3 separate regions of the Homo sapiens genome follow, and regions 1 and 2 are each linked to region 3. A link is an interaction called in ENCODE POLR2A ChIA-PET data of the cell type or tissue named here. Cell type or tissue: GM12878. All regions are shown on one strand. Links, peaks and the distances in the headings refer to the core of each region. The heading gives the core; the rest is flanking DNA. Region 1 holds the start of LGALS14 (galectin 14). Region 2 has its middle 21 kb from the start of FBXO17. Region 3 overlaps RINL (Ras and Rab interactor like).

Evidence for each region. ChIA-PET counts read pairs that join two places held together with the same protein. Peaks named below come from ENCODE experiments on the same cell type or tissue, not always from the same donor. Only the 100,000 strongest peaks of a DNase experiment are listed, where the experiment ranks them.
Region 1: POLR2A ChIA-PET joins it to region 3 with 8 read pairs; 1 of 35 experiments calls an interaction of 5 or more read pairs at or near these places.
Region 2: POLR2A ChIA-PET joins it to region 3 with 6 read pairs; 2 of 35 experiments call an interaction of 5 or more read pairs at or near these places.

The regions. Positions count from the first base shown.
Region 1 is chr19:39,696,838-39,707,325 of GRCh38, reverse strand. It overlaps LGALS14 (galectin 14), which reads right to left and starts at 2,845. Exons shown (of 4, transcript NM_020129.3): 1 at 2,783-2,845; 2 at 653-729; 3 at 1-148. The coding sequence starts at 2,797. It also overlaps the pseudogene RPS29P27. RefSeq lists enhancers at 2,699-2,788, 2,809-2,938. In GM12878, for the core only: no CTCF peak of the experiment used is centred there; a DNase peak (open chromatin) is centred at 5,865; H3K4me3 peaks cover 1,343 bases; H3K27ac peaks cover 3,845 bases.
Region 2 is chr19:38,991,446-39,001,933 of GRCh38, reverse strand. No RefSeq gene overlaps it. Among named protein-coding and RNA genes, the nearest start is that of FBXO17, 21 kb to the right of the region's middle. RefSeq lists an enhancer at 5,351-5,410. In GM12878, for the core only: no CTCF peak of the experiment used is centred there; no DNase peak of the experiment used is centred there.
Region 3 is chr19:38,860,974-38,869,197 of GRCh38, reverse strand. RINL (Ras and Rab interactor like) reads left to right here. Exons shown (of 12, transcript NM_001195833.2): 12 at 32-1,368. The coding sequence ends at 94. Among named protein-coding and RNA genes, the nearest start is that of RINL, 13 kb to the left of the region's middle. RefSeq lists enhancers at 2,920-3,495, 4,055-4,349. In GM12878, for the core only: no CTCF peak of the experiment used is centred there; no DNase peak of the experiment used is centred there; H3K4me3 peaks cover 396 bases; H3K27ac peaks cover 1,915 bases.

The DNA of each region.
Region 1 (10,488 bases), core at 2,977-7,976, 840 kb before region 3:
ATAGTAGCATTTCTCCTCATATCTCCATATGCCAAACACACAACTGTTCATGATTGCAGGATGACCAAAGTGCAGTCGGAATTGGAAAGCAATATCTGAGTCCTCATCCATCCCAGTGTAGAAATTCACCTCCAGCTGTGGGTCCTTGCTGAGGTCAAAGCACACAGCATGTTGGGCAGGTCCCCCCATTGTGCAGACACACACTCGCCACACACACAAATCCCTTCCCCCCTTTACCCAGGGCAAAAAGTCTCCCCGATGATACTGCAGTCCTGGTCCCTGTGGGGACGCTTTAGCTCCTCATGCCCCCAGGCAGGGAGATGCTGTGTTCCTCATCCCCAGACAAAAACTGAGCGCCAGTCAGTGACATGGGCCTATGACTTGTTCATTTCCTGAAAATTCTATGCCCTTTAATAAAGAGCCACAACCCAAACCCACTGAGTGTTCTCCTCCCCTAGGTTCCGTGGCTGGCCTGCATGCAGTTTCTACAGGTCTCATGTCTGTTGCTGGAAGGTCTCCAGGGCCTGCACTTGCATGAGGCCTTCATTATGCCAACTAGAGTTTTCCACATCACTCACACATAAGGTTAAACCCTTAGCAAATATTCTCCCTTCTCTCCTCCACCCCCTCCATTGGACCATGGAGTACTCACACAAAAGTGAGGATCGGTGTCCCTGTGATTATCACGCACGAACCAACAGGCAAGGAAACAGGCAGTGTGTATGGTACCTGCCAGGGTATGGAGAGTGAGTGAGAGCTAAAGGGTAAGGTGTAACCTCCCCTATGTAACAGATTCCCATGGTGCAGGAGGTTAGAGATCAAAGGTCAGACTCTGAGGCCTCTCCCCTTTCACCCTACCACAGTCAGGGCCCCATATTCCTGAAGATATGGTGGATCCATAGGTAAGAGCAATTGTTCAAGAGCCCGGATGCCTGGATTCCAGTCCTCATTTTGCCTTATACTAGCAGTGCAATCTTAGATCTATTACTTAACCTCTCCCTGCCTCAGTTTCCCCAGGACAAGGAGGACTATCAGGAATTCCTACTTTGTAGGGTGTTCTCAGTAATAGAGGAGTTAATATAGGTAAAACTTTTACCCTAATCCCTGGCATGTATAGGGTCAATTAGGGGTGACCTAACAGAACAGGGGAGTCCTCCTGAAACACTGACCTGCCTTATTTTCAACTCAGAAAATGAAAACAAGACTTGAGGGTGAAAGAATTTAAAAATTCACTCCAGTGAGAAACAACACTTGTTGAAAGAGAAAGGGAAATGACGAAAGAACAGGAAACCCCTGTGTGTGGGATGTACACGCACCACAATCATCAAGGGCAATGGACGTCCTTCCCAGAAGCGGCACACATTACTGACAGCACAGCCCCAGTACTTGCACAAATGAAGCCTGTGGGTCAGGGACATAACTGGAGGGAATGATTGATTTCTACGACGACTGCAAGTGGTTGATGATTTTTCTGTATTTTTGAGATAGGGTCTTGCTCTGTCACCCAGGCTGATATGCAGTGGTGCAATCACAGCTCACTGAAACATCGAACTCCTGGACTGCAGTGATCCTCACACATCTGCCCCCTCTTGTGTAGCTGGGGTGAAAGGTGTCTGCCACTCTGCCAGTCAGATATTTAAAGATTTTTAAAGAAAGCATATCACTATGATGCCTAGACCGGTCTCAAATTTCTGGCCTCAAGTTACCCTCCCATCTTTGCCTCCCAAATTGGTGGGATTATAGTCATGAACCAGTGAACCCAGCTGCTTTGTTGAGTAATGTCCACAGTAAGCACTGTCTGAATTCAGACAGCTTGTTCTTTCATGAGTGGAGGAACAAGTTTAGTCTCAGTTCAGACAGAGCTTACAGTGGATATTTTGTTTGATTCCGTCTCTTTAACCACGGCCTCTAATATTCTTCCCTGGCAAATCAGTATCTTCACACTCGCCTGTTCCACAATGGGAAGAACAGGCTGGGCTAGCGACAGGGAAGCTGAGCCTGGGAGGCAAAAGCCAGTGATCACTCTGTGCAGTCCCCACCTGAGGAACCATCTCTCCCATAATCTGCGTTCCTTTTCCTCACTCTTACTGGGAAGAGATATCTACTGATGATATATTTCGCTCTCATAAGTGATCTGAAACGAGTCCTTGGTAACTCACAATCCCCAAGATCCCCACCAGTTAAGCCACTTGGGATCCACATTGCCACACATGAAAAGACACACAGGTGCTTCATCAGAGGTGCTGCTGTGTGGGGAGGAACCTTCACATGCACAGAAGGCCACGTGCATGTTTTCCCTTCAATACCCAGTCACATCCCAGCACACACACCCATAGTCACACAGAGCCATGCCACTCACTGAGTTACACACACCTGCTCACTGTGCACATAAAGATGACCATGCACTGGTCTGGCTGTGCCCACACACACTCACATCACAGACAGGAAGACAAAGCACACTCACCCCCTTACACTCACTCACACACTTGCCGGTCCTGGTGGGTCATCCACCTCCCACCTAAAGTCACTTAATCTCAGCAGAGTTCACTCTCATCAGACACCACCACACCCTCACAGAGGGTTACACTGGTCCAGGGTCCACAGCCTACACCCACAATCATCTCAGATACCACAGCCTCAGGGTTTCTCTTCTACACACCCACAACTCTCGGTAATGCATTCACAGTAGGAATGCTCATATTTTCAACTCAGAAAACCTCCCCTGTTTCTTTCTTGGTTTATGTGACTTGAGATTATTGAAGGCTGTGACTTTTCAACTCACGGGTAGTGATGACATTGTTCTCTCCTTCTGGGCAGCTCTTCGGAATTGTGTCCAGTCTTCTGTGTGAATCTCTGAGTGGGATCATTTAAATGCTGCAACTCAGAGATGCCCTTTGGCTTCATGCCAGATTCCAAGCCCCTCCCAGCAAGCTTTCCGTGCAGCAGGAGAAAGACTCAGGTGTCAGAAAGAAACTCTGTCACAACCATAGATGTTTGCAGGTCTGTGTCTGTAATGCAGCAGAAATGACAGTGGGGGAGGTACCAGGCTGTGGATTGGGTTACCAGGGAAATGCATAGATAAGGATGATGGAGTGAGGGGTAGGGATTGTAAAGCCCAGCCTTTGTGCCTCTCAAGCTTTTTCTCCAGTATGCAGAATCTAGCCAGAAGGTGTACATTTCCTCAATTTGTACAATGACTAAAAATAAAAAATTGGGAATTTTGGAAAAAGACGTTAGACCTAGAAGGTAATTCTTCTCTTTGCCTTTAAAGGTTCTGGGAGGGCCTTTAAGGGTCAGATCCTTTTGACCTTGATCCTCAGGAGGATCTGGGAAGAGAAGTAGAGATAGTTCTTGCATGAACCTGCCTCACACTAGGCCCCTTGGATCTGCCAGGTGAGGGTCACTCTCATCTGTCTGTCACATACCTGGGCTCTAGCTGCATTCTCTGCTTTGTCTTGGAGTCCATGTAAAACAAAGTTTCAGAGATATTGTTTCTCCTGCAGATTCTGGGAGAAAGATGAGATTTTTTTTCTTTTTTCTTTTTTTTTACTTTTATTATAGGTTCAGGGGTACATATGCAGATAAAGTCATGTCATGAGGTTTGTGGTACATATGATTTCTTCACCTGGGTACTAAGCGTAGTACCCAATAGTTATTTTCTCTGCTCCTATCTCACCTTTCACCCTCCAACCTCAAGTAGGCTTCTGTGTGTGTTGTTCCCCTATTGGTGTCCATGAGTCTCATCATTTAGTTCACAATTATAAGTGAGAACATGCAGTATTTGGTTTTCTGTTCCTGCATTAGTTTGCTAAAAATAATGGCCTCCAGCTCCATCCATGTTCCTGCAAAAGACATGAACTCATTCTTTTTTAGGGCTTCATAGTATTCCATTGTGTATATGTATCACATTATCTGTATCCAATCTGTCCTTGATGGCATTTGGGTTCATTCTGTGTCTTTGCTATTGTGCACAGTGTTGCAATGAACATTCATATGCATATGTCTTTAAGGCAGAATAATTTCTATTCTTCTGTGTATACAGTAGTGTATACACCATTCCCAGTAATGGGATTGCGGGGTTTAATGGTAGTTCTGTTATAAGCTCTTTGAGGAATCACCACACTGCTTTCCACAATGGGTGAGCTAATTTACACCACCGCCAATAATCTGTAAGTGCTCCTTTTTCTCCACACCCTTGCCAGCATCTGTCCTTTTTTGACTTTTTAAGAAGAGCCATTCTGACTGGTGTGAGATGGTATCTCATTGTAGTTTTGATTTGCATTTCTCTAATGTTCAGTGATATTGAGCTTTTATTATATACTTGTTGGCCACCTGTATGTGTACTTTTGAGAAGCGTCCCCTGTCTCTACTAAAAATACAAAATATTAGCCGGGCCGGTGGCGGGCGCCTATAGTCCCAGCTACTCAGGAGGCTGAGGCAGGAGAATGGCATGAATGCGGGAGGGAGAGCTTGCAGTGAGCCAAGATCATGCCACTGCATTCCAGCCTGGGGGACAGAGTGAGACTTCATCTCAAAAAAAAAAGAAAAGAAAAGAAAAGAAAAGTATCTGTTCTCTGTTCTTGTCTTTTCTCGCCTTTTGTTGTTGTTTTAAGACAGGTCTCACTCTGACATTCAGGCTGGAGTGGTGTGGCTCCATCTTGGCTCACTGCAACCTCTGGCTCCTGGGCTCAGGTGATCCTCCCAGCTCAGTATCCTGAGTAGCTGGTACTGCATACCAGCTGTGCAGACCTCACCTAAGGGACCAGTACCCCCGTAGTCTGTATTCCTCTTCCCCACACTTATTGGAAAGAGACACCTACAGATCATACATTCTGCCTTTAAATTGTTCTTTTTGCCTTTAAAGATTCTGGGACAGCACTGCCCTTGATCCTCAGGATGATCCGGGGGGGAGGTAGAGAACGTCCTTGCATGAACCTGCCCCATGCTAAGCCCTTTGGCTCTACCAGGTGAGGGCTGCTCTCATCTGTCTGTCCCACACCTGGACTCTAGCAATACTCTCTCCTTTCTCTTGATGTCCATGTGAATCAAAGTTTCAGAGACACTGTTTCTCCTGCAGATTCCAGAAGAAAGGTGACATTGGTTTTTTTCTTTGTTTTTTAAACGTTTATTTTATGTTCAGGGGTACATATGCAGGGAAACTCGTGTCATGGGGTTTGCGGTAAAGATTATTTCACATCCAGGTACTAAGCCTAGTACCCAATAGTTATTTTTTCTGCTCCTGTCTCACCTTTTACCCTCCACCCTTAAGTAGGTCTCAGTGTGTGTTGTTTCCCTCTTGGTATCCATGGGCCTCATCATTTAGCTCACACTTCTAAGTGAGAACATGCAGTATTTTGTTTTTCATTTCCACATTGGTTCACTAAGGTTAATGACCTCCAACTCCATCCATGTTCCTGCAAAAGTCATAATCTCATTCTTTTTTGAGGCTGCATAGTATTCTATGGTGTATATGTACCACATTTTCTCTATCCAGTCTGTCCTTTATGAGCTATTAGGTTGAGTCCATGTTTTTGCTATTGTGCATACTGTTGTAATAAACATTCATGTGCACGTTTTTATGGTAGAATGATTTATATTCTTCTGGGTATATACTCAGTGATGGGATAGCTGGGTTGAATGGTAGTTCTATTTTAGCCATTCGAGGAACCATCACATTTCTTTCCACAATGATTAAACTAATTTACACTGCCACCAAAAATGTGTAAGTGTTCCCTTTTCTTCACAAACTTGCCAGTTTCTGTTATTTTTTGACTTTTGAATACTAGCCATTCTGACTGGTGAGAGATGGTATCCCATGGTGGTTTTGATTTGCATTTTTCTAACGTTCAGGGCTGTTGAGCTTCTTTTCATATGCTCGTTGGCCACATGTATGTCTTCTTTTAAGAAGTATCTGTTCCTGTTCTTTGTCTACTTTTTTTGAGACAGCCTGGTCTGACACCCAGGCTGAAGTGCAGTGGTGAAATCTCGTCTCACTGCAACCTCTGCCTGGGCTCAGGCGATCCTCCCAGCTCACCTTCCTGAGTCCCTGAGATTACAGGTGCCTGAGACAAGACTCAGCTAATTTTTCTATTTTTCATAGAGATAGGGTTTTGCCGTGTTGCCAAAGCTGGTCTTGAACTTCTGGACTCAAGCAATCCACCTACCTTAGCCACCCAAAGTGCTGGAATTACAAGCGTGAGCCACTGCACCCAGCCCTTTGCCCACTTTTTTATGGGGTTGTTTGTTCTTTTCTTGTAAAGTTGTTAAAGTTCCTTATAGAAGCTAGATATTAGACAATTTTCAGATACATAATTTGCAAATATTTTCTCCTATTCTGTAGGTTGTCAGTTGACTCTGTTGATAGGTTCTGTTGCTGTGCAGAAGCTCTTTAGTTTAAATAGATCCATTTGTCAATTTTTGCTTTTCTTGTGATTGCTTTTGGCATCTTTGTCAGGAATCTTTTGCCTATTTCTACATTCGGTATGGTACTGCCTAGGTAGACTTCCAGGGTTTTTATAGTTTTGGGTTTTACATTTAAGTCTTTAACCCATCTTCAGTTGATTTTTCTATATAACGCAAGAAAGTGGTTCAGGTTCAATCATCTGCACGTGGCTAGCTAGTTATCCAAAAATTATTTCCATTGCTTGTTTGGTCAACTTTGTCAAAGATCAGATTGCTGTAGGTGTGGGACCTTACTTCTTGCCTCTCTTTTCTGTTCCATTGGTCTATGTGTCTGTTTTTATGCAAGTACTATGCTGTTAGGTTACTCTGGCCCTATAGTGCAGCTTGAAGTTGGGTAATGTGATGCTTCTAGCTTTGTTCTTTTTGCTTTGGAATATCTTTTATTCAACCCACTCGGTTCAATTAATATTTAAAATATTCATTTTAAAATAGATTGTTCTAATTCTGTGAAGAATGTTATTGATAGTTCAATAGGAATACCATTGAATCTGTACATTTCTTTGGGCAATGTGGTTGTTTTAATGATAGTTATTCTTGCTATCTGTGAGCATGGAATGTTTTTCCATTTGTTTGGGTCTTCTCTACTTTTTTAAGCAGTGTTTTGTAATTCTCATTGTAACAATCTTTCACCTCCCAGTTAGTTGTATTCCTAGATATTCTATTCTTTTTATGGAAATTGTGAATGGAATTGCATTCTTGATTTGGCCCTGTGGTTCGTTGTCTTTGGCATGTAGGAATTCTAGTGATTTTTGCACATTGATTTTGTATGCTGAAACTTTGCGAAAGTTGTTTACCAGCTTAACGATCGTTTGGGTGGAAACTGTGAGGTTTTCCAGATATAGAATCATATCTCTAAACATGGATGGTTTAACCTTGTTCTCTATTTGGATGCCATTTGTTTCTTTCTCTTGCTGAACTCTCTGGCTGGTACTTCAAATACTATGCTGAATAAAAGTGGTGATAGAAGGCATTGCAGAAATTGTGGTTTGAAAATCCAAATTCATTTCCTGCTCCATATATCATGCATATTTTGAGCTGCAATTTATCAAATACAAAACAAAACAAAAAATTTATCTCCTAATTCTGTTTTATTAGCCCCTCACTTGCAAATACAGGCCTAGAAGCACCAGTGCTCAGCATCACGGACAGCACCCCAGAGGAAACAGCTTTGGTGGACTTAGGCATCAAGGACATTTTCAAAGACTAGATTTATTCTTTGGGGGCTTTCAGCAAAAACTGAAAAGCCCTCCAGACCTTTCAGAAGGCAAGGCTTTAGAGTCCAAGAATAACCTTCTGTGTTTTGAGCAATGCTATATTTAGTGGGAATGCTGTATTTAGTGAATTTAGGTTGAGGAGCATGAAAAAGATGTTGAGTAGGTCCCCAGAGGCAAATCAAAACTTGCTTGTTGAACATTGCTTCCTGGTCTCTATGTGTTATCTTTTTATCTGAGACATCACTCCTGGCTACCATGAGCACAGGATAGTAGGTAGTATAAAGATGAGTGTAACAAATGGCCTATGTGAACTGAACTGAGCTGGTGAATATCAGTTAAGAAAAGGCAGTCACTGTGTGTTTGTCTAGCACAGGCAGCATGTAGGACCCTGTAGGTTATTCAAATACAATTGGAATCATCCAGGGACATATAGATATGAAATTAAACTCATGTTCTGCTCAGAAATTCATGGGTTCTGGCCAGGCGCAGTGGCTCACGCCTGTAATCCCGGCACTTTGGGAAGCCGAGGTGGGTGTATCACCTGAGGTCAGTAATTCGAGACTAACCTGGCCAACATGGTGAAACCCCTTCTCTACTAAAAATACAAAAATTAGGCGGACATGGTGACAGATGCCTCTAATCCCAGCTACTTGGGAGGTTGAGGCAGGAGAATTGCTTGAAACTGGAAGGTGGAGGTTGCAGTGACCCGAGATCACACCACTGCACTCTAGCCTGGGCAACAAGAGTGAAACTCCATCTCAAAAAAAAAAAAAACTTCATGGGTTATGGGTTCCAAGATAGTCTTAATCCACTCTGAGCAAGAATTGCCTAATTGCCCAAAAATGACTTCCATGCTGGTGAGGAGGCCTATGCTCCATCATCAAAATAGAGAAGTGACCAAAACTGTGAGTGGGATGATACAAGGAGGTGAGTATACCTAACAAGAACCTGAGACTTTCCAGTGAGAGGGGAGAAAATTTCAGCTTATACTGGAAAGAAACAAAAAAGAGAGGCATGAATGTATTATTTACTGTGCATTGACACCTCAAGGTAACTGGATGTTAGGTTAAAGGAGGGAAAGGAGAGAGGCATATCTATGAGTAAGGTTGCTGTTGAACAAGCTGCGGCAATAAACATGGGAAGACAGGATGAGGATGATCAAAATGCCACCTGATATGGGCCCTGCTGACAAAGAGGCTATTTGATGAGACCCTCTTCAATCTGCATTGTTTGGCTTTTAGGTAATTTGCTGTTTATCTTCTAAGTGGTTCTCTTTTTGTTCTATGAACCAGGTGACCACAGCTCCTGTATCGAGAAAAGGGCTGTCATTGTGTCATCTTGGTAGGAGTTCCAAGAAACTGACAATAGATGGTGGAGCCAATTGTCACAGGGAACCACTTTCAGAGAAGATGAAAATAGGGTCCAATAATGTGGACGAGTGACTGCTGCCTATTTTCTTTTTTGTTCTTGTTTGTTTTTATTTGTTTCTTTGTTTTAATCTCTATTCATGTTTAATGTGCTAGCACAGTTTCTTTCATTGGATGTAAGTCTTGCATATCAATTCAAGGAAGATCACTTAGTCCAACTTAATGAAAAATATATCCTTTAAGTACTTATGGAAACACAAGCGGCACACATCAAGACAGTATTTTTGGATAAGGCCATGCTGGTTTGAGCAGATGTAACAAGAGTGAGAACCCTGGCTGAATTTTCGTGGGTAGCTCCAGTAGAGCTATTGGTGACCATCTTGCTTTCAGGGTGCTGTTTATTATTTTTTGCCCTTCTAAAATAGATGTGTCCACTGCATTTTCCTATATCTGTTTCAGTCTTGTATGTTTGATTTGTATAGGGGAGGTAATGTATTCATTTAATGCATATGTTGAGAGAAAGTGCACCTGATAATTTGTAGTCACCTCATGGACACCAGATCCTGATTAAACGATAAGACTCTAAACTTCAATCTGAGCCTGTTTCTGTAATCATATTGCATTCAGTGGTTCCTTACAGGATAGTGTTTTTGGAATGTGGAAAGCATTTAAGCCACTGAGGAATGAGTGGGAATAGTTGCCAAAAATGCTCCCTCATGACAACAGGTCAAAATAACCACAGCTTATGGAATCCCCACCCTTTGATTTGGGCTGTCTGTATAGCTCACTTTGATCAATATAATGTCACAGTACTGATACTGTGTGCCTTTCAAAGCTAGGTCCTATGATGCCTTGCACCTTCTTCCTGAGCCTTTTGGAAGGCTTTCTTTAGTGGAAGCCAATTATCATTCATTAAGTCTAAGAATCATGAGACTCTCATGATTTGAGAAAATTCAAGGCATGAATGGGGAGGTGAAGTAGGGAATAAAATAACCAGCCAGCCCCCAGATGTTCACCCAGCTCTAGTGTTGGGTCAGGCATCAGTGAAGCATCCTCTGGAATCCCAGCCTGAAAGATGCTTCGGAAAACATGATTCTCACCACATGACCTACCTCTCACATGAGTCCAGTTAACTGAGAAAGGTCAGAATAAATGATTGCTCTAAGCCAACATGTGTTGGGAGGTTTGCTGTGCTGCAATGCCTAGTGAAACAGCAGCAAAGCAAGGTCTGCTCACTGTGTCCATGTGTATGAATTCTGTCCATCCCAACAATAAACTACATATTTTCTGGACTTAAACCATGACCATTTGTTTCCAAATAGAAATCTAAGGATTCTGCCACATACATCAGAAAAAACTCACAATTATCTTTAAACATCAACATTTGAGGTTCTTTAAGAGAAATTTTTGGGCTCCTGTGATTCTCTAACTATTGTTTGGATTAA
Region 2 (10,488 bases), core at 2,578-7,577, 130 kb before region 3:
AAACAAGGTCTTTCTTTGTTTCCCAGCCTGGTCTCAAACTCCTGGCTTCAAGCGATCCTCCCACCTCGGCCTCGAAAAGGGCTGGGATTACAGGTGTAAGCCACTGTGCATAGCCTAGAGTGTCAAATTCTATCAAATTATTTGTATCTTTTCATCTGTTAATATGATGTATTACATGAATATATTTTCTTTCTAAATTTATTTTTTCTTTTTTGAGATGGAGTCTCTCTCTGTCACCCAGGCTGGAGTCCAGGGGCAAGATCTTGGCTCATTGCAACCTCCGCCTCCTGGGTTCAAGTGATACTCCTGTATCAGCCTCCCAAGTAGCTGGGACTACAGGCGCCCACCACCACACCTGGCTAATTTTTGTATTTTAGTAGAGACGGGGTTTCACCATGTTGGCCAGGCTGGTTTTGAACTCCTGACCTTAAGTGATCCACCTGCCTCAGCTTCCCAAAGTGCTGGGATTACAGACGTGAGCCACTGCACCCGGCCTCTTTCTAAATTTTTGTTGTCAAATACATCGTAGGTACAAAGGCGTGCTGGATGCTGTAATATGCCACCCACACCCCCTCTTTAGGACTGAGGCATTCTTTCTGCCAGCAGCCTGGGGTGTTGGTAGCTGATGGCTTACAGCTGCACCTCTCTCTGGGACTTCAGCTGAAGAAAGCCATCTGGCCCAAGGTTATCCCCAATCCCCAGGGGCAGCCCACATTCTATATCTGGTTCATAAGGAAGTACAAAGGCCTGGCTCCATGCCTCAGCCGGGGATCCCTCGGACAGGCCACCCCAGCTCCGCATTCTCTGCCATCCTGGCTGAGGCTCTGGTGGCAAGCACATCACACTTCCACGTCTCCCTCTGCCCACCTTGCGCTCCTCTCTCCCTTAGAAGTTTCCCCCCACAGAGCACTCCTCCAAAACCATCTGCCTGCAAATCTCCACCTCAGAATCTGTTTCCCAGGAAACCCTACATAAGTAAAAAAGTGTGTGTGCTTGTGTATTTATTTTTAAACAACAATAAAATACTTTTCTGTCCACCAACTAAGTTCTGAAATGGAATATTACCAGTGCTTTAGAAGCCTGCTTTCCTTTCCCTTCCATCATACTCAGAGATCATCAATAATCTGATCTTTTTTTTGAGACAGGGTCTTGCTCTGTCACCCAGGCTGGAGTGCAGTGCTGTGATCTCAGCTCACTGCAGGCTCCGTCTCCTGGGCTCAAGGGATCCTCCCACCTCAGCCTCGCAAGTAGCTGGGACTACAAGTGTGAGCCAGCACACCTGGCTAATTTTTGTTGTTGTTTTTGCTGTTATAGAGACGGGGTCTTACTGTGTTGCCCAGGCTGGTCTCAAACTGCTGGGGTCAAGTGCTCCTCCTGCCTTGGCCTCTCAAAGTGCTGGGATTACAGGCGTGAGCCACCATGCCCAGCCTCTCATTTGTTTTTTAATTTTTATTTATTTATATATATATAATATATAATATATATAAATATATAATATGTATAATATATATTTTAAATATATAATATATATTTTTAAATATATAATATATAATATATATAATAATATATAAAATATATAATTATATATATATATATTTTTTTTTTTTTTTTTTGAGATGGAGTCTCACCCTGTCACCCAGGATGGAGTGCAGTGGTGTAACCTCCACTCAAGGTTGGCCCACGGCAACCTCCACCTCCTGGGTTCAAATGATTCTCCTGCCTCAGCCTCTCGAGTAGCTGAGATTACAGGCATGTGCCACCATGCCCGGCTAATTCTTTGTATTTTTAGTAGAGATGGAGTCTCATCATGTTGGCCAGGCTGGTCTCGAACTCCTGACCTCAAGTGATCTGGCCACCTCGACCTCCCAAAGTGCTGGAATTATAGGCTTGAACCACCACGCCTGGCCTGATTTGTTTTTTTAGAGTGGGAGGCCTCACTCTGTTTTCCAGGCTGGAGTGCAGTGATGCAATCATGGCTCACCGCAGCCTCAAACTCCTGGGCTCAAGCGATCCTCTCACCTCAACATCCCAAGTAGCTGGGACTACAAGTGTGGACCACCATGCCTAACTAACTTTTTATTTTTTGTCTGCAGAAATGGGGTCTCACTATGTTTCCCAGGCTGGTCTCAAACTTCTGGCCTCCCACCTCAGCCTCCCAAGTCACTAAGATTACAGGTGAAAGCCACTATGCTTGGCAATATCCTAATTTTTTGTAATAATCTCTTGCAGGCTTTTTTTTTAGTGTTTGGCCATCTATCGTGTGTGTGAGTGTGTGTGCGTGTGTGTAGTTTTTTTGTTGTTGTTGTTGTTTCTTTTTGAGATGGAATCTCACTCTGTTGCCCAAGCTGGAGTGCAGTGGCGTGATCTTGGCTCACTGTAACCTCTGTCTGCTGGATTTAAGCGATTCTCCTGCCTCAGCCTTCCGAGTAGCTGGAACTACAGGTGTCCGCCACCACGTCCTGCTAATTTTTGTATTTTTAGTAGAGATGGGGTTTCACCACGCCTGGTCTCAAACCCCTGACCTCAAGTGATCCACACACCTTGGCCGCCCCAAGTGCTGGGATGACAGGCATGAGCCACCGTGCCTGGCCTGTGTTTGATATAAATGATATAAATGATACAAATGAAAGCATACCACCTGGATTCTTCTGTGACCTGCATCTTTCATTCAACATTAATATGAGATTCATCCATTTTGATGAAGATAACTACTGTTCATCAATTTTGTCCAATATGGGAGTGGACTACAATCTATGTGTCATTGTGTCCTTAGTGTGCTAGTGCCCCCAGTTTGGGGACTATTTCTCACCCATGTTGCTGTGAACATTATCTACCTTCCTCCAGGGGCCATGGGCAGCAATGTCTGTAGGGCAGAGTTTCTCATTCTTGGTACTGGTGACATTTGGGGCTGGATAATTCTGGCTGGAAGGGCCCACCCTGGGAATTGGAAAATGTCTAGCAGCATTTCTGGCCTCATCTCACTAGATGCCAATAGCACCCCTGCTTCTCAGTTGTGAGAGCCAAAAAATGTGTCCAGATACTGCCAAATATCCCCAGGGGGAAAAATCATTCCCAACTGAAAACCACTGCTTTAGGCAAACCACTTATTTTTTTTGTTTTGTTTTGAGTCGGAGTCTTGCCCTGTCGCCCAGGCTAGAGAGCAGTGGTGCAATCTCGGCTCACTGCAAACTCTGTCTCCTGGGTTCAAGTGATTCTCCTGCCTCAGCCTCCCGAGTAGCTGGGATTACGGCGCCAGCCACCACGCCTGGCTAATTTTTGTATTTTTAGTAGAGATAGCGTTTCACTATGTTGGCCAGGCTGGTCTCGATCTCCTGACCTCTAGTGATCCGCCCTCCTCGGCCTCCCAAAGTGTTGGGATTACAGGCGTGAGCCACTGCGCGTGGCTACAAACTGCTTAATTTCTAAGACCTTTCTCCTCTACATAATAGTGCCAATAAAGTATCTACTTATTATTCTATATATATTATATATTCTACCTACCCATATAATATAACCGTATATACCTGCACAAGCTGCATATTAATATGTGCAATGTGCTTAGAACAAGGTCTGGCCCAGGGGATGACTATTAGATTCTTGTGGTTTTTATTGGCTGGGCATGGTGGTTCACACCTGTAGTCCCAGCACTTTGGGAGGCTGAGGCGGGAGGATCACTAGAGTCCAGGAGTTTGAGACCATCCTGGACAACATAGTGAGACCCCCGTCTCTACAAAATATTAAAAAACTAGTCGGGCCCAGTGGCATGCACCTGTAGTCCTAGCTACTCAGGTGGCTGAGATGGGAGGACCTTTTTTTTTGGAGACAGAGTCTCGCTCTGTCACCCAGGCTGGAGTACAGTGGTGCAATATCAGCTCCCTGCAACCTCTGTCTCCTGGGTTCAAGCAATTCTCCTGCCCCAGCCTCCAGAGTAAGCTGGGATTACAGGCATGCACCACCATACCTGGCTAATTTTTGTATTTTTAGTAGAGACGAGGTTTCACCATGTTGCCCAGCCTGATCTCGAACTCCTGAGCTCAGGCAATCTGCCTGCCTTGGCCTCCCAAAGTTCTAGAATCACAGGTGTGAGCCACCGTGCCTGGCCAGGGGAGGATCTCTTGAGCCCAGGAGTTCAAGGCTGCAGTGAACCATGATTGCACCACTGCACTCCAGCCTGGGTGACAGAGCAAGATCCTATCTCAAAAAAAAAAAAAAAAAAAAAAAATGAGCTGTTATCTTGGAAGCTGAGAGTGATCTTCACCAGAAACTGAATCTTCTGGCACCTTGATTTTGCACTTCCCAGCCTCCAGAACAGTGAGAAAATAAATTTCTGTTTTTTGTAAATTACCCAGTCATAGATATGTTGTCACAGCAGCACAAACAGACTGAGACAGTGATGTTCTGCCTTTATGAACATTCCTAGGGGGCCACAGAGCAACCAGAGGGCTCTTGATTGCCTTCATGGGGGTCTGGAGTGGGAACTCTCTATCAGCCGAACAGGTCATTTAAATGTTAATTTTGTTTTGTTTTGTTTTGAGACGGAGTCTCGCTCTGTTGCCCAGGCTGGAGTGCAGCAGCACGATCTCAGCTCACTACAACCTCCACCTCCCGGATTCAACCAATTCTCCCACCTCAGCCTTCCAAGTAGTAAGGATTATAGGTGCGTGCCACCATGCCCAGCTAATTTTTGTATTTTTTTTTTAGTAAAGATGAGGTTTCCCCATGTTGACCAGGCTGGTCTCGAACTCCTGACCTCAAGTGATCCTCCCGCCTCAGCCTCCCAAAGTGCTGGGATTGCAGTAAATGTTAAAATCTTCTACACTGCTTGTTGAGTGTTCACTGCCAAGTGCCCTCCTTTCTTTTGCTCCTTCTTTGGAGTTTCCTTGTCTCTCCATAATCAAAGGGGCACACAAGGGAGTGTCTGAGACCCTAATCAGGTGCCCCAGCCTATGTCAGCAATGATGGCCACCGCCATACCATGCCATTATTAAACATTGTAGATGTCACCTTGTTCCTACTGTGGCAGATTCTGTTACTTGCAGGCCATCCCCCACTTCCTGGCTAACAGAACCTAGCTATTTTTTTCTTTTTTTTTTTTTTTTGGTGCAGCCATGTGCCCAGCCGTGGATGATGAATTAGAATACACCAGACGTAGCTGGGCACAGTGGCTCACGCCTGTAATCCCAGCACTTTGGGAGGCCGAGGCGGGTAGATCACCTGAAGTCAGGAGTTCAAGACCAGCCTGGCCAACATGGCAAAATCCTGTCTCTACTAAAAATACAAAAAATTAGCTGGGCATGGTGGTGGGTATCTGTAATCCCAGCTACTTGAGAGGCTGAGGCAAAAGAATTGCTTGAACCCAGGAGGCGGAGTTTGCAGTGAGATGAGATCGTGCCATTGCACTCCAACCTGGGCAATAGAGCGAGACTCCATCTCAAAAAAAAAAAAAAAAAAAAGAATACACCAGATGTGGCTAGCTTGTTCCCCTTTGCTGGATGTTTGCTTTCACAGCCTCCTTTGCAGCTAAAGGTAGCCCTTTGACCCAGTTCTGCTCAAGAAGGCATCAGGGGAAGTGTGCTGGGCGCCCTTCCCTTCCTATGTCTTCCTGCCTTTGTGTGTGAAGTTATGGTCCCAGCCGCTGAGGCTGCCAACCTCTAAGACAAACACCAACATGCTGAGGGTGATGGAAAGGAAGAGAAGCAGGCTGGCTCCCTGAAGACATAACTGAGCTGCTAGACCAACCCCAAGATCCCAAGATAGCTTATCTCAAGAGTGCTTGTTAAATAAACAATAAGTACCCTTGTATTAGCAGGCCCCAATGTTAACTGGACTTCCTGCTGCTTGTAACCAAAGTCCTTTTCCCTGATCCAGCATCCTCATAGGATTGCGGGAGGTTCAATTAAACGATACATGAGCAGCCAGGTGCAGTGGTTCATGCCTGTAATCCTAGCACTTTGGGAGGCCAAGGCGGGCAGATTGCCTGAGCTCAGGAGTTCGAGACCAGCCTGGGCAACATGGCAAAACCCTGCCTCTACTTAAAATACAAAAAATTAGCCAGGTGTGGTGACGGGTGCCTGTAGTCCCAGCTACTCAAGAGGCTGAGGCATGAGAATTGCTTGAACCTGAGAGGTGGAGGTTGCAGTGAGCTGAGATTGTGCCACTGCAATCCAGCCTGGGTGACAGAGTGAGACTCTGTCTCAAAAAAAAAGATACATGAGCAAGCTTAGCACTGTGCCTGCCATCATGTCATGGTAGAAACTAAGCAGCATCCCCACAGCCTTTCTTCCCTTCTTCCCTTTAGTTGTAGTGTTCCCTGAAATTTAGCTGTGTCAGCTGAAGAATGATGAGGTTCATACACTTGGAAAGGAGAGCTTTATTTCTCATAAGGGGTTGCAGCCTGCAGGTGGTCTATTCTGACAAGCTCAGAAGTGTAGCCTCTGGCCAGAAGCCAAAAACAGGCACTTTGAAGGTGGGAAGATGAAGACAGGGGTTTATGCTGAATGGGGTGGCCAAATATATATATTCAACAGGTTACAGGAGGAGCTATGAATATTCACAAAGGGGAAACGTGTGCATGCATAGTAGGCCAACATATGCACATGCATCCCATGTTCATCTGGGGTGAATATTTAAATGTATTACAATTTAACATTTAAACACATTACAATTAGGCCCTATACATCAAAAGGTGAAGCAGAGGGTTGGGTGCAGTGGCTCACACCTGTAATTCCAGCACTTTGGGAGGCTAAGTCAGGCAGATCACTTGAGGTCAGGAGTTCAAGACCAGCCTGGCCAATATGACGAAACCCCGTCTTTACTAAAAATACAAAAATTAGCCAGGCATGGTGGCAGGTGTCTGTAATCCCAGCTACTGGGGAGGCTGAAGAAGGAGAATCGCTTGAACCTGGAAGGCGGAGATTGCAGTGAGCCGAGATCCCACCACTGCACTGCACCCCAGCCTGGGAGACAGAGTAAGACTCTCTCAAAAAACAAACAAACAAAAACAAAAGGCGAAGCCGAGGTCATGAGGGCCCTCAGTGTGCAAACTCTGTAGACTGGCCAGAACCACTCTGTGACTGATAGTATCTTATCACGAAGGAATGCTGGTCAGTTGTGTCAAAATCACAAAACAGGTAGCATCGGGCAATTGGTTGATATCAACAGTGGAATGAGCCTTTCAAAAAGGCTGGTTTGGCTGGGCATGGTGGCTCATGCCTATAATCCCAGCACTTTGGGAGGCAGAGGTGAACGGATCATTTGAGGTCAAGAGATCGAGACCATCCTGACCAACATGGTGAAACCCCGTCTCTACTAAAAATACAAAAATTAGCTGGGCATGGTCGTACGCACCTGTAGTCCCAGCTACTCGGGAGGCTGAGGCAGGAGAATCGCTTGAACCCAGGAGGCGGAGGTTGCAGTGAGCTGATATCATGCCACTGCCCTCCAGCCTGGCAACAGAGCGAGACTGTCTCAAAAACAAACTAACAAATAAAAAACAAAACACAAAAGGCTGGTTTCTGTTCAACCCTCAGGGAAGAAGAACTAATGGAGGTTAGTGAGGGAGGGGGTGATATTATTAGGCTGTGTCCCCACCCAAATCTCATCTTGAATTGTAGCTCCTATAATTCTCACGTGTTATAGGAAGGACTTGGGGGGGATAATTGAATCATGGAGGCGGATTCACCCATACTGTTCTCATGGTAGTAAATAAGTCTCACAAGATCTGATTTTTTTTTTCTTGAGCTGGCTTTGTTGCCCAGGCTGGAGTACAATGGTGTGATCTCAGCTCACTGCAACCTCTGCCTCCCAGATTCAAGTGATTCTCCTGCCTCAGCCTCCCAAGTAGCTGGGACTACAGGCGTGCACCACCACACTTAGCTAATTTTTGTATTTTTAGTAGAGACGGGGTTTCTCCATGTTGGCCAGGCTGGTCTCGAACTCCCAACCTCAGGTGATCTGCCTGCTTCAGTCTCCCAAAGTGCTGGGAATACAGGCATGAGCCATCGCGCCTGGCCAAGATCTGATGATTTTATAACGGGGGACCCCTTTCACTTGGTTCTCATTTCTCTCTTGCCTGCTGCCATGTCTCTACTAAAAATACAAAAATTAGCCAGGCGTGATGGCATGTGCCTATAGTCCCAGCTACTCAGGAGGCTGAGGCAAGAGAATCGCTTGAACCCGGGAGACAGAGGTTGCAGTGAGCTGAGATCACGCCATTGCACTCCAGTCTGGGTGACAAGAGCAAAAATCCGTCTCAAAAAAAAAAAAGGATGGGGATTGTGGAGTGGTGAGGAGAAATGGCAGGGAGCTGTGAGAAGAAGGGGCTGAAACTGTCTGTCACCTATCCATTAGCCATCCCCACTTCCTGTCTAATACAGCCTTGAGTTTGTTGGCATCTCCTCCCATTCCCAAGTCTGGAAGGAAATCCTGATGGTTTAGATATCAGGGTGATCCTGGTTCCTCTTGCCAGTGTGCATGTGACTCAGCTCTGATCCGTGACTCAAAAGGAGAAGCCCTTACGGTGGCTTCTGGGAAATGCTCTCAATGCAGAGACTGGGATCTGTGTTCATCAAGCCCTGTCTTGTTTTCCTTCTGGGCACACAGAGCCTGACTACACTTCCAAGCCTCCTCTGCAGTTCAGTAGAGAATGTGGGCAGGAGTGACGTGTTACGTTTCTGGGGCTGACCCACAAATATCTCCCCCATAACTCTCCATGCCCTCATCCCTCTCACCTGCTGGACTGATCCAGTGGAATATTATGAGGCCTGGGAGGATGGTGGGGCCACTAGATGGAAATAGCCTGGATCCCTAAATGACTGCGTGGAGTAGAGCATCTGCCCAGGCAGCCTGGGCAATAACAGGAATGAGAAGTAAGCTTTTACTGTGTGTCCCCATCTTGCCCACAATAAAGCCTCTTGCCCAGAGCTCCCTGTGTTCCCTCTGCCTCCTGACCTACCCTGGTGAGTCCCTGTGTGGTCTCCATAGTATGGCATGTCCCCTCCTCTTGGAATTTGTAAGTACAACAACCTTCCTAATAACTGTCATCTCAGGATCTCTTGGTTTTACTATACCCAAATAATAATAAAGCCTGTGTTAAAATATTGTCCCAGGACCACAGGCCCTTGTATACTGTTCAATGCACACATCCGGATGCCTTTCCCAAAAGTGGGTACCATGTGGAAGAGGAGATGATGCAGAGAGGCCTGCAGCCTCAGATCTGAGGCTCAGATTCCTCTCCTCCTCCCTCACCCCTCCTTTCTCATCTCTAGCCCAGACCCACCTAACTGAACAGCCAAGATATGGTGGTGATCATTTGGAGCCTTGTCCAGAATCCAGACACAGCTGCAGTCCTGCACATCACCCCACCTGGCACTGTGAAGATCTGGCTGTGTCTCAAAAAAACCCCACCAGATCTGGCCGGGAGCAGTGGCTCATGCCTATAATCCCAGCACTTTGGGAGGCCAAGGTGGGCAGATCACTTGAGGTCAGGAGTGCGAAACCAGCCTGGCCAACATGGTGAAACCCCGTCTCTACTAAAAATACAAAAAAAAAAAAAAAAAAAAAAGCAAGGTGTGGTGGTACACGCCTGTAGTCCCAGCTACCTGGGAGGCTGAGGTGGGAGAATCGCTTGAACCCGTGAGGTAGAGGTTGCAGTGAGCCGAGATGACACCATTGCACTCCAGCCTGGGCGACAAAGCAAGACTCTGTCAGAAAGGAAAGAGAGAGAGAGAGAAAGAAAGAAAAGGAGAAACCACCAGATCACCCACAAATGGACAGGAAGCAGAGAAGGGCTTTGGCCAGGCGGAGGTTGGTCTCTGCTCTGCCACTCTTTGCCTGGAAAACCCTGAAAAGGTATTTTTTCCCTCTGAGCCTGTTTCCCCGTCTGTAAACTGTTTCCCCATCTGTAAACAAAGAGAGGTGATGATATTCAAGAGGCTTAAAAACAGCACAGTGCGGCCGGGCATGGTGGCTCATGCCTGTAATCCCAGCACTTTGGGAGGCTGAGACAGGCAGATCAGCTGAGGTCAGGAGTTCAAGACCTGCCCAGCCAACACAATGAAACCCTGTCTCTACTAAAAACATGAAAAGTAGCCGGGTGTGGTGGCAGGCACCTGTAATCCTAGCTACTTAGGGGACCATGGCAAGGAGAATCAGTTGAACCCGGGAGACAGAGGTTGCAGTGAACTGAGATCGTGCCATTGCACTCCAGCCTGGGCAACAGAGCAAGATTCTGTTTCAAATAAATAAATTAATTCATTAAATAAAATAAACAACACAGCCCAACCAAGCAGAATGGGGTGGGGTGGGGGTCTTGAGCCATGAACAATCTGGGCCGAGCTGTCCCGCATTGGTGGATGATGACAAGGACTAAGTGAAATTCCTGGGTCCGGGGTGAGCCACTGTGATGATTCTCACCCAGGTCACTGTCCAGAGGCTGCATTCTTGGCCAATTCTCTTGGAGGTCCGCCAGCTCCTCGTGGCACCAGCTGG
Region 3 (8,224 bases), core at 219-5,218:
CTTCTGACCCAGCTCCCACCTCTCCCCACAGGCCAACCTGCCCTTTAAGGAGCCATGGGCAGAAGAGACTGTGACAGGGACCAGTGACAACTAGGGGTTTCACACCCCTCCGTTCATGCCTGTAATCCCAACATTTTGGGAGGCCAAGGTGGGAGGATTGCTTGAGCCCAGGAGTTTGAGACCAGCCTGGGCAAAACAGTGGGACCCCCATCTACCAAAAAAAAAAAAAAACAAAAATTAGCCGGGCGTGGTGGCGTACTCCTGTGGTACCAGCTACTCAGGAGGCTTTGCAGTTTTAGACAGGCGTATCAGAGAAAGCCTCACTGAGGTGACATCTGCAGAAAGGCCTGAAGGAGGGGAGGGGAAGGGAGGAGCAGAGTGGGTATTAGGAAGAGCATTCCGAGAAGCAGGATGAGCCAGTGCAAAGGCCCAGAGGTAGGCTGTTCCCTTTTCCTGGGACCCCTCCCTCCTCCTTGCTGCTCCTAAACCACATAGGTCAGGAGTCTGGACTGACCCAGGTACGTCTGGCATCTTGCTTGAGGAACAGGGGGTTTTGTTTTGTTTTGAAAGAACGTCTCTGTCTGTTGCCCAGGCTGGAGTGTAGTGGCATGATCTCGGCTCACTGCAGCCTTAACCTCCTGGCTCAAACAAGCCCCCTGCCTCTGCCTACCAAGTAGCTGAGACTACAGGCACCTACCACCGTGCCTGTCTAATTTTTAAAATTTTTTATAAAGATGAGGTCTCTCTTTGTTGCCCAGGCTGGTCTCAAACTCCTAACCTCAAGCAATCTGCCCACGTCGGCCTCCCAAAGTGCTGAGATTATAGGCGTGAGCCACCGTGCCCAATTGTGATCGTTTTTCCCAAAGAATGTATCACATGCTAACAAACCATATATTTATGTATTTCATTGTTCATAGTAACTACAATTTAAAAAACTAAAAAGAAACAAGTGAGGCCGGGTGCGGTTGCTCATGCCTGTAATCCCAGCACTTTGGGAGGCCAAGGTGGGCAGATCACCTGAGGTCGGGAGTTCAAGACCAGCCTGACAAACATGGAGAAACCCGTCTCTACTAAAAATACAAACTTAGCCGGGCATGGTGGCGCATGCCTGTAATCCCAGCTACTCCGGAGGCTAAGGCAGGAGAATGGCTTGAACCCGGGAGGCGAAGATTGCGGTGAGCGGAGATTGCGCCATTGCACTCCAGCCTGGGCAACAAGAGTGAAACACCATCTCAAAAATAAATAAATAAATAAAAAGAAACAAGTGAAGTTAACGTTAATAATAATATATTTGATTTAACACAATGTATCCCAAATATTATCACTTCAACATGTATCCATATTAAAAAGTTACTGACATATTTAAAACTTTGTATGTTTGTGTGTGTGTATGCTAAAGCTTTGAAATTTACTGTGCATTTTACACTTAATCACATCACAGTTTGGACTAGTCACATTTCAAGTATGCACTAGCTACATGAGGTATCTATCTGTGTCTATACGTATAGATATATCTATATATAGATAGATTTATATATTTACAAAAATAAAAAATAATTTATATATAAATTAAAATATTTAATTTATAATCATAATAATTATATTAATTTATAAAATAATATAAATATTATAAAACAATAATATAATAATTTATATATATATAACTTTTTTTCAATTTGTAAATAAACTGGACAGCCTCCAAACCACAATAGGTTCAGAGAGGCTCCTGACGTTGGCTTTTTTTTTTCTTACCTCACATGTGTAGCAGCTGGACTGACCCTGGCTGTTCGAAGAGCCCTGGCCAGTTGTCCTGTGGACAGTCCCAGTTTCTGGCCTCGTCTGCTGCTTCCTCATGATTAAAATCTGGTCTTGCAGCTGTGGGGAAGAATACTCCGCAGGGACGCTGTGTCCTTCTCGGTACCTGAATCCCATCAGGGGCCGTGATTGGTAAAGCTAACTTTGACCATTGAGCTAAGGAGATAGGCTAGTCGGCTAGAGCTGCCATCAAAAAGACCACAGATGGCCGGGTGCGGTGGCTCACGCTTGTAATCCCAACACTTTGGGAGGCTGAGGCAGGTGGGTCACGAGGTCAGGAGTTCGAGACCAGCCTGGCCAACATGGTGAAACCCCGTCTCTACTAAAAATACAAAAAAAAAAATTAGCCGGGCATGGTGACGCGCCTGTAATCCCAGCTACTCGGGAGGCTGAGGCATGGTGATGCGCGCCCATAATCCCAGCTACTCAGGAGGCTGGGGCAGGAGAATCGCTTGAACCTGGGAGGCGGAGGTTGCAGTGAGCTGAGATTGTGCCACTGCACTCCAGTCTGGGCGACAGAGCGAGACTCTGTCTCAAAAAAGAAAAAAAAAAGATCACAGACTGTGTGGCTTAAACAACAGAAATTTATTTCCTCCCAGTGAAACTGTGTTTGCAAAATTATGACTGAGACAGTGAAAGAGATCTAACATAATTGACTCCATCTTGCTTCTAATCTCCAAGCTGTCCTTGTTCATTCCTAGATGTAGGCCGAACTAACTTTGAGAGAAAGAGTTTATAGTTTAAACAAAGTTGAAAACAGCCCTTTCCAAAGCAGAACTCCCTCTTTTTTTCTTTTTTTTTTTTTGGTGAGACAGAGTCTGGCTCTGTTGCCCAAGCTGGAGTGCAGTGGCACAATCTCAGCTCACTGCAACCTCCGCCTCCCGGGTTCAAGCAATTCTCCTGCCTCAGCCTCCTGAGTTGCTGGGACTACAGGTATGTGCCACCACGCCTGGCTAATGTTTGTATTTTTAGTAGAGACACAGTTTCACCATGTTGGCCAGGATGGTCTCGATCTCTTGACTTTGTGATCAGCCCACCTCGGCCTCCCAAAGCGCTGGGATTACAGGCGTGAGCCGCCGCGCCCAACAGCAGACCTCCTTCTTGTCTGGGAACTAGATTGCCTTTGTAGGACTAACATTAATCATAAGATTAGAAATTATGGTTTAGGAGTCATGCAGCCAGAGGCTACAAGATTCTGACCCTCCCTAAACTGCTCCTAAGATCAGTGCTTGGAACATTGTGCAGACCCTGCGCTTGATGGATCAGTGGGCACCACCAGATCAATAAACTGGCTCTTCTGATCTTGTGGCCCCCTATACAGGAACTGACTCAGCTCAAGAAGACAGCTTCGACTCCCTATGATTTCATTCCTGAGCAATCAACACTCCTGGCTCACTAGCTTCCCCCCACCCACCGCGTTGTTGTTAAAAGCTCTGATCCTAGAATGCTCAGGGAGACTGATTTGAGTAATAATACAACTCCGGTCTCCCGCACAGCGCACAGCGGGCTCTGGCTCCTCTGCGTGAATCACTCTTTTTTTTTTTTTTTTTTAAGGCGGAGTCTTGCTGTGTTGCCCAGGCTGGAGTGCAGTGGCGTGGTCTCAGCTCATTGCATCACTGGAAGCTCCGCCTCCCGGGTTCACGCCATTCTCCTGCCTCAGCTTCCCAAGTAGCTGGGACTGCAGGCACGTGCCGCCACGCCCGGCTAATTTTTTGTGTTTTTAGTAGAGACAGGGTTTCACCGTGTTAGCCAGAATGGTCTCGGTTTCCTGACCTCGTGATCCGCCCACCTCAGCCTCCCAAAGTGGTGGGATTACAGGCGTCAGCCACTGCGCCCAGCGAATTACTCTTTCTCTATTGCAATTCCCCTGTTTTGATGTATGGGCTCTGTCTAGGCAGCAGGAAACGTGAACCCCTTGGGCGGTTACAATAGTTCCAGTTCGAGGTGTCAGCACAATAGACTTCCTTCTGAGGGCTCTCTCCTTGGCTTGCAGATGGTCATCTTCTCCCCTTGTTTTTTGTTTTATTTTTTGTTGTTTGTCGGTTTGTTTTTGAGACAGGGTCTCACTCTGTCGCCCAGGCTGGAGTGCAGTGGTGTGATCTAGGCTTACTGCAATCTCCACCTCCCACGATCCTCCCACCTCAGCTTAGTAGTACTAGGACTACAGGTGCACACCACCACCATGCCCGGCTAATTTTCGGTATGTTTTGTAGAAATGGGGTTTCGTCATGTTGCCCAGGCTGGTTTTGAACTCCTGACCTCAAGTGATCCACCCGCCTCGGCCTCCCAAAGTGCTGGGATTATAGGCGTGAGCCTTTGAATTCTTGCATCATCTGTGGGTGTCACCTTGAGACCTGGTGACCAACCTGTTCCTCAACACCTTTCACCCAATGCTTTTAGCACTTCTCTGTTGTTGCTGAATCATTGGATTTATTTGTACTATTAGAGTCTATGTGTGCCAACTGACACTGGTTTTCCACTTCCTGGAGTGAAATGACATCTCCTGTTTAAATAAATGTGTTGAATTAAAAACAAAAGAGTGGGTTGATTTAAAGAAAATTATTAAGCAGTGAAGTGGGCAGGTGATGCATGAATGTGTGGCAAAAAAAAAAAAAAAAGGGACGTGAAACTCAAATGGCAGCTGTTTGGGGTATCGCTGGTTGAGGGCTTAGGGTCAAACTCAAGCTCCTGTTTGCTGTGGAGCTCTGGGCTTCATGCTAGAAGTCTCCCCTTGGGCTCTCACTCACATCATGGAAAAATAATTTTTAATAAAGGAAGTGGGCCGGGCATAGAAGCTCATGTCTGTAATCCCAGCACTTTGGGAGGTGAAGGTGGAATGATTGCTTGAGCCCAGGAGGTCAAAGCTGCAGAGCTGTGATCACACCACTGCACTCCAGCCTGGGCAACAGAGCAAGACCCCACCTCAAGAAAGAAGAAAAAAAGAAAAAGGGAGGAAGTGAACAAAGGAAGTGGTCATACCAAGCACACAGGGTTTTTTTGTTTTTGAAAAAAAAAGTTCTAGTCCACGAAAAAAGATTCAAAGAGAAAAGTCAGAAAGCCCTTTTAAATATATATATATATATATATAAAACTTGGGGCCGGGCATGGTGGCTCACGCCTGTAATCCTAGCACTTTGGGAGGCCGAGGCGGGCAGATCGCGAGGTCAGGAGTTCGAAACCAGCCTGGCCAACATGGTGAAACCCCGTCTCCACTAAAAATACAAAAATTAGCTGGGCGTGGTGGTGCACCCTTGTAATCCCAGCTACTGGGGAGGCTGAGGCAGGAGAATGGCTTCATTGAACCCAGGAGGCAGAGGTTGCAGTGAGCCGAGATCGTGTTACTGCGCTCCAGCCTGGGTGACAAGCAAGACTCAGTCTTAAAAAAAAAAAAAAAAAAAAAAAAAAAAACTTGGATATTAGCTTTTGATTAAGCTGACTTCTAACTATAAAGCTCTTTAAAATAACTACTCTTAAATTTCTTATTACCAGATTAAATTTCTTATTAAAATAAATAAATTTATTTATTTATTTATTTTATTTTTGAGATGGAGTGTCTGTCTGTTGCCCAGGCTGGAGTGCAGTGGTGCAATCTCAGCTCACTGCAACCTCCGCCTCCTGGGTTCAAACAATTCTTTTGTCTCAGCCTCCCAAGTAGCTGGGACTACAGGCAGACACCACCATGTCCGGCTAATTTTTGTATTTTTAGTAGACATAGAGTTTCACCATATTGGTCAGGCTGGTCTCGAACTCCAGACCTCAGGTGATCCACCCGCCTTGGCCTCCCAAAGTGCTGGGATTACAGGCGTGAGAGCCACAGTGCCCAGCCGTATTACCAGCTTTTAGTTGGGACAAACAGCTGGTATTCCTGGCTTGTGAACTTCTTCACCACAGGTACTCTCCCAAGTGAAACCTATAAGCCTTAACCAAGGTTATGACTTAACCAAGGATGCAGGGCATCTACAGCCGTCCTCCCAAGATCTAGAACCACTGCAAAGACAGCTCAAAGAAAGGAAAGTTTTGCTAGCTGCCAATGGAGTACAGCTCACATTTCTCTCTGGCCATATTCTCTAGGGTCTCCGCTCCACAGAGTTGACTGTTTACTCACAAAGGCCCAAAAGTCCTGAACGCCCTCACAGATGGAAGATAGGAAATAAAAAGTTGTCCGTGGAAGCAAAAAGAATCAATAGCGAGACCGGGCGCGGTAGCTCACGCCTGTAATCCCAGCACTTTGGGAGGCCGAGGCGGGTGGCTCACTTGAGGTCAGGAGTTCGAGACTAGCGTGGCCAACATGGTGAAACCCCATCTCTACTAAAAATATAAAAATTAGCTGGGCGTGGTAGCAGGCGCCTGTAATCCCAGCTACTCGGGAGGTTGAGTCAGGAGGATCACTTGAACCTGGGAGAAGGAGGTTGCAGTGAGCCAAGATAGCACCACCGCACTCCAGCCTGGGCACAACAGACCAAGACTCTGTCTCAAACAAAAGAAAAAAAAAGAATTTCAGGAACTGGCCTTAGGAAGTAACCGAGGGTGTGAGTGTCCCAGCTCCGGAAGGAAAGCTGAACAATTGATTTACAGCCTTGTTGCACCTGCCAGAACACCATGTGGCCCATTACTCAAGATAACCATCGCAGCCAGACAAGTGTCCTCATGAGTGCTCTACTCCTCACATGTTTTGCCCAGCTCAGCCTGTATATCCTCCCGCTAATGTCAATTCCAGAGCTTTGCCTAATAAAAAAGCCCTACTGGCTCTTTTCCAAGAGTCAGCCAGCAAATTTGCTCTCTTTCTCTTGTGCTGTCTCCCTCATACCCAGGCATAAACTCCAATGAAGTCTTGTCTGGGAAAACTGTTTTGGCCTCAAGTCAATTTCAGTTGCATTCAGATCCCAAGAACTTGTGGTCTGTAACACTGGGCGGGGGACAGTGAAAAACAGAGGGTTTACAAGGAGGCTCAAGAAAACTTCTGCAGGCGTGGTGGTTCACACCCATCCCAGCACTTTGGGAGGCCAAGGCAGGGGGATCACTTGAGGTCAGGAATTCAAGACCAGCCTGGGCAACATGTTGAAACCCTGTCTCTACTAAAAATATAAAAATTAGCGGCTGGGTGTGGTGGCTCATGCCTGCAATCCCAGCACTTTGGGAGACCAAGGCAGGCAGATCACCTGAAGTCAGGAGTTCAAGACCAGCCTAATCAACATGGAGAAACCCCGTCTCTACTAAAAATACAAAAAAATTTAGCCAAGCATGGTGGCACATGCCTGTAATCCCAGCTACTCAGGAGGCTGAGACAGGAGAATCGCTTGAACCTGGGAGATGGAGGTTGCAGTGAGCCGAGATCACACCATTGCACTCCAGCCTGGGCAACAAGAGCAAAACTCCATCTCAAAAAAAAAAAAAAAAAAAAATTAGCTGGGCATGGTGGTGCATGTCTGTAATCCCAGCTACTAGGGAGGCCGAGGCAGGAGAATTGCTTGAACCCAGGAGGTGGAGGCTGCAGTGAGCTGAGATCATGCCACTGCACTCCAGCCTGGGCGACAGAGCAAAATTCCGTCTCAAAAACGAAAAGAAAACTTCTGTGGGTGTGGTAGCTCACTACTGTAATCCCAGCATTTTGGGAGGCTGAGGCAGGAGGATTGCCTGAGGCCCGGAGTTTGAGATCAGCCGAGGTAACGTAGCAAGACCCCATCTCTACCAAAAAAACAAACAAAAAAAAACCCAATTATATTTATATATATAATATATATATAATATAGTATATATTATACACTATATATAATATAGTATATATTATATATACTATATATGATATGCTATATATAATATAGTATATATTATATGCTATATATGAGATACTATATAATATAGTATATATAATATATGCTATATATGATATACTATATATAATATAGTATATATAATATATGGTATATATAACTATTATATATAATATATAGTATATATAGTGTGTATATATATAACTATATATATATTTTATATACATATATATTATATATATATATATATAAAATGGCCATGGGGTGGCAGGAACCTGTAGTCCCAGCTACTTGGGAGTAAGCCACAGTGAGCTATAATCACACCACTGGACTTCAGCCTGGATAGCAGAGCAAGACTATCTCAAAAAAAAAAATAAAAAACAAAAAACAAAAAAACAAAAACACTTCCTGGGGATGATGAATACTGTTTTTACCTTGTGGTCACTATCTTGATTTGTGGTGATGGTTTCCCAGGTGTATATGTAAGTTAAAACTCATCAATTGTACACTTTAAAGGTCTGGTTTCTCACATATCAGTTAGACCTGATTGAAGCTGGGGGCGGGGAAAGGTAGGGAAAGGGTCAGGACTGCGTAATGCAAATGAGAAACTTTCCTCTAAGGGGTGGCTTTCCCCACTG